Linked DNA regions of Mus musculus: region 1 is linked to region 2. A link is a loop called in an ENCODE intact Hi-C map of the cell type or tissue named here. Cell type or tissue: gastrocnemius. All regions are shown on one strand. Each heading gives the region's core, and the rest is flanking DNA. Links, peaks and the distances in the headings are about the cores only. Region 1 overlaps Sel1l3 (sel-1 suppressor of lin-12-like 3 (C. elegans)). Region 2 overlaps Gm40303 (a long non-coding RNA gene).

The links. A loop is a pair of places that touch in the nucleus more often than their neighbours do. Peaks named below come from ENCODE experiments on the same cell type or tissue, not always from the same donor. Only the 100,000 strongest peaks of a DNase experiment are listed, where the experiment ranks them.
Region 1: it touches region 2 in a loop (2.9-fold over the local background); 1 of 42 quality-filtered maps calls a loop at or near these places.

The regions. Positions count from the first base shown.
Region 1 is chr5:53,170,888-53,175,278 of GRCm38, reverse strand. It overlaps Sel1l3 (sel-1 suppressor of lin-12-like 3 (C. elegans)), which reads left to right. Exons shown (of 24, transcript NM_172710.3): 7 at 410-542; 8 at 2,573-2,705. Among named protein-coding and RNA genes, the nearest start is that of Sel1l3, 40 kb to the left of the region's middle. In gastrocnemius, for the core only: no CTCF peak of the experiment used is centred there; a DNase peak (open chromatin) is centred at 2,253; H3K4me3 peaks cover 2,330 bases; H3K27ac peaks cover 4,000 bases.
Region 2 is chr5:53,260,020-53,264,410 of GRCm38, reverse strand. It overlaps Gm40303 (a long non-coding RNA gene), which reads left to right. Exons shown (of 2, transcript XR_868423.2): 2 at 1-234. Among named protein-coding and RNA genes, the nearest start is that of Smim20, 4.9 kb to the left of the region's middle. In gastrocnemius, for the core only: no CTCF peak of the experiment used is centred there; no DNase peak of the experiment used is centred there; H3K27ac peaks cover 3,603 bases.

The DNA.
Region 1 (4,391 bases), core at 326-4,325, 89 kb after region 2:
AAACAGCTTAAAATTTAAGTTTCTCCTTAGTCTGCTTTCTGCTTGCCTTTTAGAACAAATATTTCCCAGTATTTCCACCCCACTGATTCTAAACACTATCACAAACAGTAGTAGATATTAGGTGTTTACCTGGGACCAGAGTACATCAAATCCTAACAGTTCACTAAGTGGGGAACTGTCATTTTACAAAGGACAATAGCCTTCAGGGCTTAGATGGTTGGGAGCAAGGATTTATCTCTTCCAGGGCCACCTGACCCTGCAGCGGGCTTAAGTGCTGCAAACCAGACTGAGAAACCTATGGCAACTTGAGTTAGGTCAAGGGGTCTGGGGATGTCCATGACAGAGTCTCTTTGAAGATAACCAGGTCCCAGTCCCCAGGGCTGCCTCAATCTTTTGTGCTCCTCTCTAGCTTCCATGAAGACTTCTATTATAACGACACAGCTGGCTACTTCATTATTGGAGGGAGCAGGTACGTGGCCGGCATCGAAGGGTTTTTTGGACCGGTGAAATACTATCGCCTCCGCAGCCTACACCCGGCACAGGTGAGCCTTGGGGATCAAGAAGTTTGCCAGGAGTGTGTGTGTGACAGTGGGCCACTGGGAGCAGGAAACACAGTGTAAACAAAAGATTTACCCAAGCGGACTGAACCATGCGTGGGCTCAGCCACCAAACATAATTAATATTGAGGCTTCCCCTGAGCCAGCCCAATAATAGATTTCTGTTACCGTGCGGTTCATTTAGTACTCATAAAATGGGAACCATTTACTTCCTCTGTTTTAATAACTACTAGCTTAATTATAGAGTAGATTTTTATCAGGCTGTTGCCTATCCAGTGATTAAGCTAATGAAAGGAGAGAATCTTAGTTATTTGGTAAAGCTTCTTTTCTACGCTATTATTTAAAGTATCAGAAGAAGCAATACTCCAGCAAATTAAAGCCCCATGCCAGCCAATCTTTCACTCATCCTCACAGAAGCCCTGCCTCAGCTCATGCTGGGATGGGCAAGCCACAGGGAGCCATATTCAGGAGGGCTTTGGACCCCAAGGCAATTTACTGTACCCAGGACACACATCCTAACATGCCCACGGAGGACTACTGCAGCCATTCCAGTAAAGGACTCTCGGCTTCCTACCACACAGCCTCAGAACAGTGCCTTCTCATCCCTGCTAAGGAGATGGAGGACCCCACCAGATGCCTGAGAGAGAGTTGTCCTCTCATTCCCTTGACCCCGTGGAGTTCAGGCAAAGACACAAGTACAAGTAGGAAGCCCGATTCCCTCCCTCCCTTTGAGATAACTGGGAAAAGAAAAATCACAGATCCACTTGAGCAGTAAATGCTTCAGAGTGCCTACTGCATGCCAGACCGGAGCAGAGAGGAGAAGCAAGAAAGATGGGTTAGGCTGAGCTTCAAACATTCCACCGCTCTGGCATGTAATGGTGGTGCACACCGGTAATGCCAGTGGTCGGCAGTTCGGGGCAAAAACGATCAAGAGCTCAAGGTCAAGTTGGATCAGCCTGGGACATAGGAAACCCTGTCTCACAAAAACAAAACAAAAATATTTTTTGGTACTGGGGCTCAAATACCTTTGAGCTTTCTTTCAGCTTTAGACTCTTTCCTTTCTTAAAAACATTTTTTAAAAAAATTGGGGGGTGGGGGGCGGACAGGTTTTTCACAAAGTTGTCCAGGCTAGCCTTGAACTCACTCTGGAGTTCAGACATGCTTTGAAATTTTGATCTTCTTGCCTTAGGCTACTGACTAGTTGTAATTACAGATGGATGTCAACAGACCCAGCTTTAAATGATGTTTTGAAGATACTCTGATTAATAGAATGAACAGCACACACACATACATACATGTATTCATATATGAAAATAAAAATAATTTTACTAAGAATACCTCCTCCGCCTCCTCTAATGTGCTCTGAAGTTTTGGATCCTTCGGTATAAAAAACAAAAGAAACCACTGCTGGTTATGACCCAGTGAGCCCATCTCGTGAACCTCTCTTGGGTCCAGACATGCATTTGAAAACAGAGTTAAGATTAATTCCCCCAGTTCCAAGAGGCTTGCTCTTTGGGACTTTGGCCCAGTTCACTTACTAGGTCACATGACACGAGTTAATTTCCACAAGCTTGGGCTCACCGAGGTGCATGGGTGCATCTGGCCACCGTTGAGCCTGCAGGAGTTATGCTTTGGAGCAGTGGCCCTTCACTGGCTCCTGCAGACTGAGGCTGCTGCAAAGCAGAAGGAAACAGAAGGACGGCCTCAGGTGGCGGGCACACCTTGGGTAGAATTAACATTTGGAAATGGAGATGAGTGCAGTTTTCTAGGGACTACACGTGGAGGGGACAGGTCTCCACTGACATGGAAGAAGCTTTGCAGATGAGAAGGTAGCACACAGGACGCTGGACTGGCATGCCTCGAATTGATCCAAAGGGCACTGGTTTGCATATCCAGGTGGGATGGTAGCCAGTGATGTCATAGAGGGAACTCAGACAGCTGAACACACCTAGTCCTACTAGCCAGAGGACATTTGATGATGATTGAAGTTCATGCAATTTCTTACCCTCCTGCAGGTTCTTAATCCCTTCCTTGAGAAGGAACTGGCTGAACAAATCAAGCTATACTATGAGCGGTGTACTGAGGTCCAGGATATAATATCCTCGTATGCTGCAACAGTCCAGGTTGGGGGTGAGAGGCGAGAGACATGTAAGTACGGAGCTCTGGAGGGCATATTTAAGCTTTGCATTTGCATTGACATGTTTAGCTTTGCTTGGGGCGAGGGAACTAAAATAGAAACATCCCACGAACCTCTTAGCCCAGATACCAGCAGGGTCAGGTGTAACTCAAGGCTTCCAAAGACAGATGGGGACCAGCATGTGCGTTCTGCCTTGATCCTTACCCCACCCAACCCCACAAAGCACCAGCAACCGCCATGAACGAAAACTGGTGTCAGCTCCCGCCATACCTGCTCGATCTTATTTAAGAATACAAAGGAACCTTGCCTGGTGTTCTTTCTACCTAGATGGCATGCCTAAAAGAAAAGAAAATGCATTGGAAAATATAAATTAATCACTAGAAATTATTGTACACATTAGTGTGCTTTTGTCTTGGACCATTAATATCTGAACAGTGACTTTGCTGGCTGGGGCCCTGTTTTATTCTCAAACCCTCAGATCAGCTCAGGGAGGCACCAGGAAATTTGGCAAAGGAACAAATCTCAAATAGACTGCGTTCGCAGGGCTCACGTGGCCCAGACTCTCCTTTCTCACCCAGGGTGTGGACGGAGCTGAGTCCCGTCTGGTCTCCTAGGGTCCCAGCTTTTCTCCTAGAAAAGCCAGCCTTATATGCTAACCTGTTTGGTGGCATCAGGGAGAGTCTCCTAAACTTGTAAATTTTTCTGTGCTTTAGATATCCATGTTTGATGTGGTGACACGGCAGTTAGTCACATATGTTCCTTCTGGAAGATAAATTCCTGTGGGGTATTTGTCATCATCAAGAGCTAGTTCAGTATCTCAATCTTGCCTTGTGCAGCTCATGCCTCCTCCCCCCCTTAGGGGAGCTTCCAGTTCCAGGCTAGGGAAGGAGGGGCCCATAGATGGACCTAAGTCATGCCCCAGTCTGACAGGGTCACATAGTGGTGGGAGTGGTGGCTGGTCAATCTCATATCAGGCTGGAGAGGTAGCTAGGTATGGAAAGGCATCTACTACCAAGCCTGACAGCCTCAGTTCAATCCCTGGGATCCGTGTGATGGAAAAGGAGAACTGACTTCTCAAAGTTGCCCTTTGATCTCCACTTGAGCCGTGTAGAACAGACAGGATCCCCCATCCTAAGCAAAAATCGAATTTAAAAGCAGATGATCTTGCACTGAGATGGCTCAGTTGGTAAAGTATTTGCAAGCATGAGGGCCTGAGTTCCATGCCGAGAACCCGTATAAAAAGGCTGGATATGATGTCACTCACCCGAAATCCCAGTTCTGAGGAGATGGAGACTAAGGCTTGCTGGTCAGCCAGGCTAGCCTCACTGACAGCTAGCTGGGCTAGCTCCAAGACGATGAGGAACCACACCTCAAAGGCTAAAGGATGTTTCTGGGAAGGACATATACCAAAGGTTGTCCCCTGGCCTCTCTGTGCATGTGCACATGTAGATGCATGCCCACACACGTGTGTCCCCTCGCCATATACATGCAGGTACAGAAAATGTAAAAGGATACGCTCTCTTAATCTCCAGCTGCGCTTAACGCTCACTGAATCATACAAAGATGTACAAAGACAAAGATGCTGCCAGGAGAGGGGGCAGACGCACAGGAATAGTAATGTCCCAAAGAGGAAACTCATTTGGATCATTCCCACAGCACTGGGAGTGAGACCCTAAAGGCCAGCCCTCTATGCCGAC
Region 2 (4,391 bases), core at 97-4,096:
TTTGTTCCTAGTCCTGGGAACATGGACTTGTATGACCCTGCCAGCGAGATGGAGAAGTTGTCCTTGAGAGAGCTAGACTCAGACAACTGTCTCCTTACAAGTTGTCCCTGACATGTCTGGACTCAGACAACTGTTTACGACAGAAGCTGTTCTGCCGTTGGGAAGTCCCCAGCTGCCCTAGGGCCTGGGACCTTGAATTTAGCTTCTTCCTATGATTAAATGGAGTCTGAATAAGTGCCTAGACTAAGTTTCTTTTGTTTGTTCCCAGTGCCCTCCAGATTGCTGGTATGAGCCAATGAAGCCCCTGTTCACAGAAGCCAGCTTGTATTGAAGTCTTGTATGTGAGTGTGTGTGTGTGTGTGTGTGTGTGTGTGTGTGTGTGTGTGTGTGTGTAGAGGCAAAAGGAAAACCTCATTTATCATCCTCAGGGATGCCATCTACCTCTGTTGAGACAGAGTCTCTCATTGGCCTGGAGCTCATGATGTAGGCTAGAATGACCAGTCTGTTATCCCCAGATGTCCTTTTGTCGCTACCTTCCCAGTGCTGGGTTTATTAAGTGAATGCTACCACACTCACCTTTATTACATGAGTCCTGGGGATCAGACTTGGGTCTTCATGCTTGCCAGGCAAGCACTTTATATACTCAGCTATCTCTCCCCAGTCTCTTGGAGATTTATCTTTTACAACAGGAGTCACAGATGAAATGTCCATGCATGGGACTGCTCATTTCACATTTCCTAAGCTGCGAAGCAAGGATAACTTTTGCACAGACCATCAGAAGCCTACATTCTCTTGGTGTCACACACTGGCTGAGGGCTGACCTCTTGTGACTCCTTATTAGTCTGAAATGACAGGATAGCCAACCAGGCCCACCCACACGCCCTTGTCAATGAGATGCAAGATGTCGGAAGAACGGGCCATTCTGGTGAGGTATCAGAAGCCACCTCCAAAGCTAGAACAGGAAGCTTTCGCAGATGAGCCCAGATGATGTAACAAATGAATCCTGGCATCTCTGTCCCCTTCGTGCTAACCTAAAGGCAATGGTTCAGCAGCAGCCATCTCCCTACCTGGGTTGGTTCGTTTTAAATGTCAGCTTGTTACAACCTAGAATCACCTGAGAAGAGAGCCCCAGTGAGAGACTTTCTAGATTGGCTTCCTTACGTTGGCCTGTGGGCCTGTCTGCGGATTGTCTTGGTCTTTGAGGTAGGAAGTCTCAGCCCCCTTTGGGCAGCAGCATTCCCTAGGCAGTGGGATGGAGAAAGCTAATAGCAGCTGGCAACATGGGTGAATCTGTTTTTCTCTACTGTTGACTGTGGATGTGATGTGACCAGCTTGAGTTCCTGCCTTGACTTCCCTAAAACGATGGCCTGTAGCCTGACACTATAAGCTGAAATAAACCCTTTCTTCCCTGAGCTGTTTTTCTGTCAGGATATTTGTCACAACAGAAATGAAGATAGGATGGCCACCTCTGCCTTTTGTAGATTGTTAGGGTTGTTCCCCAAACCAGAGCTGTATCTTCCAGTTCTACGGAATGCAAGCTCATCTTTTTGATCCCAGCATTCCCCCATTTCTGGGAAAACCCTACTCCCTCAGTTTGTCCTCTCTCACTGTCCCATCTATCCAACCTGAAGTTTTGTCTTTGTTTATATTTTGTTTTCTTTTGTTTGTGGTGCCTGTGGTGGTTGATTGGGATGAAAAGAGGATTTAGTTTTGTGGGGCTTTTGTTTGTTTGTTTGTTTGTTTAAAAAAACTCACCTGTGATTTATTGAACCAGGGCAGGCTGTTGGACACTAAAGGCGAAGGTGGCAGCAGCCTCGAATATAACAGTAAAGCCTGCTGTCCTTGGGGTGTTTGCAGTGAGCTAGGGATAAAACATCACACTACACGTTTGCTTCCTGGCTCCTAAGAGCTCCTGGTGTTCTTTATGGAATGTCCTCTCAGTTAACACTCTTGGTGGGACCATAAATCCAGGAGCCTGTGCATCCCTAGGAAGGGCAGGACTGCCACCAAGTCTCATATGCCAATCGTCCCATGCAGTCACTGTCTCCTTTAGTATTCCCCAAGCCTTGCAGAGGTGAGAGGTGAGGTTCACAACTATGGCTTGCTTTTTCATTGCTGCGACAACATACCAGTCAACAGTAACTAGAGACGGCAAGGCTTAATTTGGCTCATGGTTTGAGGGTACAATCCAGCCTGGTCGGCGGGTGTGTAAGCAAACAGGCAGGAACGTAAGGAAACTGGGTCCTGGCACGGCGTTCACAGTCAGGAAGCAGAGAGACAAATGGTGCTCGGCTCAAGTTCTCATGTTTTATTTTTAACTCATTCTGGAACTCCAGCCCACATTCAAGGTAGGTCTTTCTTCCTTAGTTTATCCGCTTAAACCACCCAGCTCTCTAGAAACAACCTCACAGGTACTCCTAGAGGAGTTTGAGGTTATTCTAAATCCAGTCAAGTTGTTGGGGAATATTGACCAATATGCTCGCCCAAGGCTACATGGCTTGAAAATGACAGTGAAGGTCTTCGTCTGGGGTCCATCTCTTAAGCACCAACCTAAATCACCAGGCACCATTAGTGTGTCCTGGGTGTGGCTCTGCAGCTCATGTGGGTCCTTTAGATCCAATGAACCAAGGTTCCAAACACGTGCTGGACCTGCACTTAGGCCACTGCAATATCCCCACTGCTCTGCTCATTTTTCAGTAGGAACTGTTTCTCTGGGTCAGCCTTCCCTATGACCAGGCACAAAGATGGTGACTCCTCCATGGAGAGAGACCCAAAGCAATGGGTCAGGAGTTACCCAATTGAAATGGAAAGTGGTTGTAGTCTCAAGGATAAAAAGGTTCACAGTGTGATAGTGGACATCTGCAGGGACACCCTTAGTCACCAGGACAACAGCATCCTCTGAACTCTGGAGAGGCCCTGGCTGTAGCAACCAAGCCAGGGGCAGGGTAAGAGATTAGTGGCCTACTTGGGAAAGTATTGTCAGGAAGAGGGCATCAGAGAAACTTGATGCTACATCCCCTGCTATAAGCACAGGGATGGAAAACCTAGGAGAATCAGCCAAGTGGTGAGAATGAGGCAGTCTGCCTCCAGACCCCCAGTGTTCTCCTGGTCTAGAGGGGAGAGTGGTTTGTTCTACACCTCATATGCCCAACTGTTGCTTCTGGGACCTGCCTTAAAAAGTGCTTCATTTATTGACAACACTTGAAAGGAATTGTAGAGTATGTAGGAAAAGGGGACCTGCAATGGCCACTCAAGCCTGGTTCTCCCAGCAAGAAAGCAGTCCACTAGCTCTCCAGCCACACCATGATCTGTTCACAGCGATGGAGACTTTCTACCCTGCTGGTTTTTCACTTTCTCTGCTATTTCCCACAAAAGGTCTCCCTTGTATCCTAGGCGTGTGCAGAAAAATGCCAGGCATTTCTTTCTTAAGGCCCACGGATAGAGAGATTGTCACAGGTAATGGCACAGTCTAGGGAAGCCGTTGCTGCTGAGGGCATCTCTAGACAAAAGAACAGACTGGAACACTGTCTTAGTTAGGGTTTTACTGCTGTGAACAGACACCATGACCAAGGCAACTCTTATAAGGACATTTAACTGGGGCTGGCTTACAGGTTCAGAGGTTCAGTGCATTATCATCAAGGTAGGAACATCCAGGCAGGAATGGTGCAGGAAGAGCTGAGAGTTCCACATCTTCATCTGAAGGCTGCTAGCAGAATACTCATTTCCAGGGAGCTAGGACTAGGGTATTAAAGCCCACACCCCTGGTGACACACCTACTCCAACAAGGCCACACCTCCAATTATGCCACTCCCTGGGTCAAGCATGTGCAAACCATCACACACATCTTTCAAATCCTCTCTGTCTCCGTCTCCTTGTCATCACTTGGAGATTTTACTGACTCAGCCATGGGTACCTGTTTCTCTCCTTCATTAGTGAGAGTCAGTTCAGATTATCTCCTTTTCTGTGATGTGACTCTCCAATACCCAGAACCTTAGGGAATCCCTAATCTTGCTTTGCCTGTGTAAGACCCACCATTCAGTAAAGCCGAGAGTAAGTCATGCCTTTTGACCCCCTTTCGCAAATCTATCATCTGTAAGCAAGGGCAATGCCTATAATCTCGACAACGTGGAATGTTCTTTTTCCTCAGCCTGGAGAGTAAAAACAAAAGTGGGGTGCCAAGGGCATGGGAGGGGGGCAGAAACAGAAGCAGACAGCAAAGAGGAGAAAGTATAGAAGAGCGGGCTTTATGACCCAGGGGAGCTCTCATCTGCAACCTCCCACCCTGGCAGGCTCATTTTTCTTGCCTCTAGCTGTTACAGGCAGCTTGTCTAGCACCTGTCCCCGGGCTGCTGCAAATTCACAGAGCTTTCCAGGTCTACTATCTCATGCTA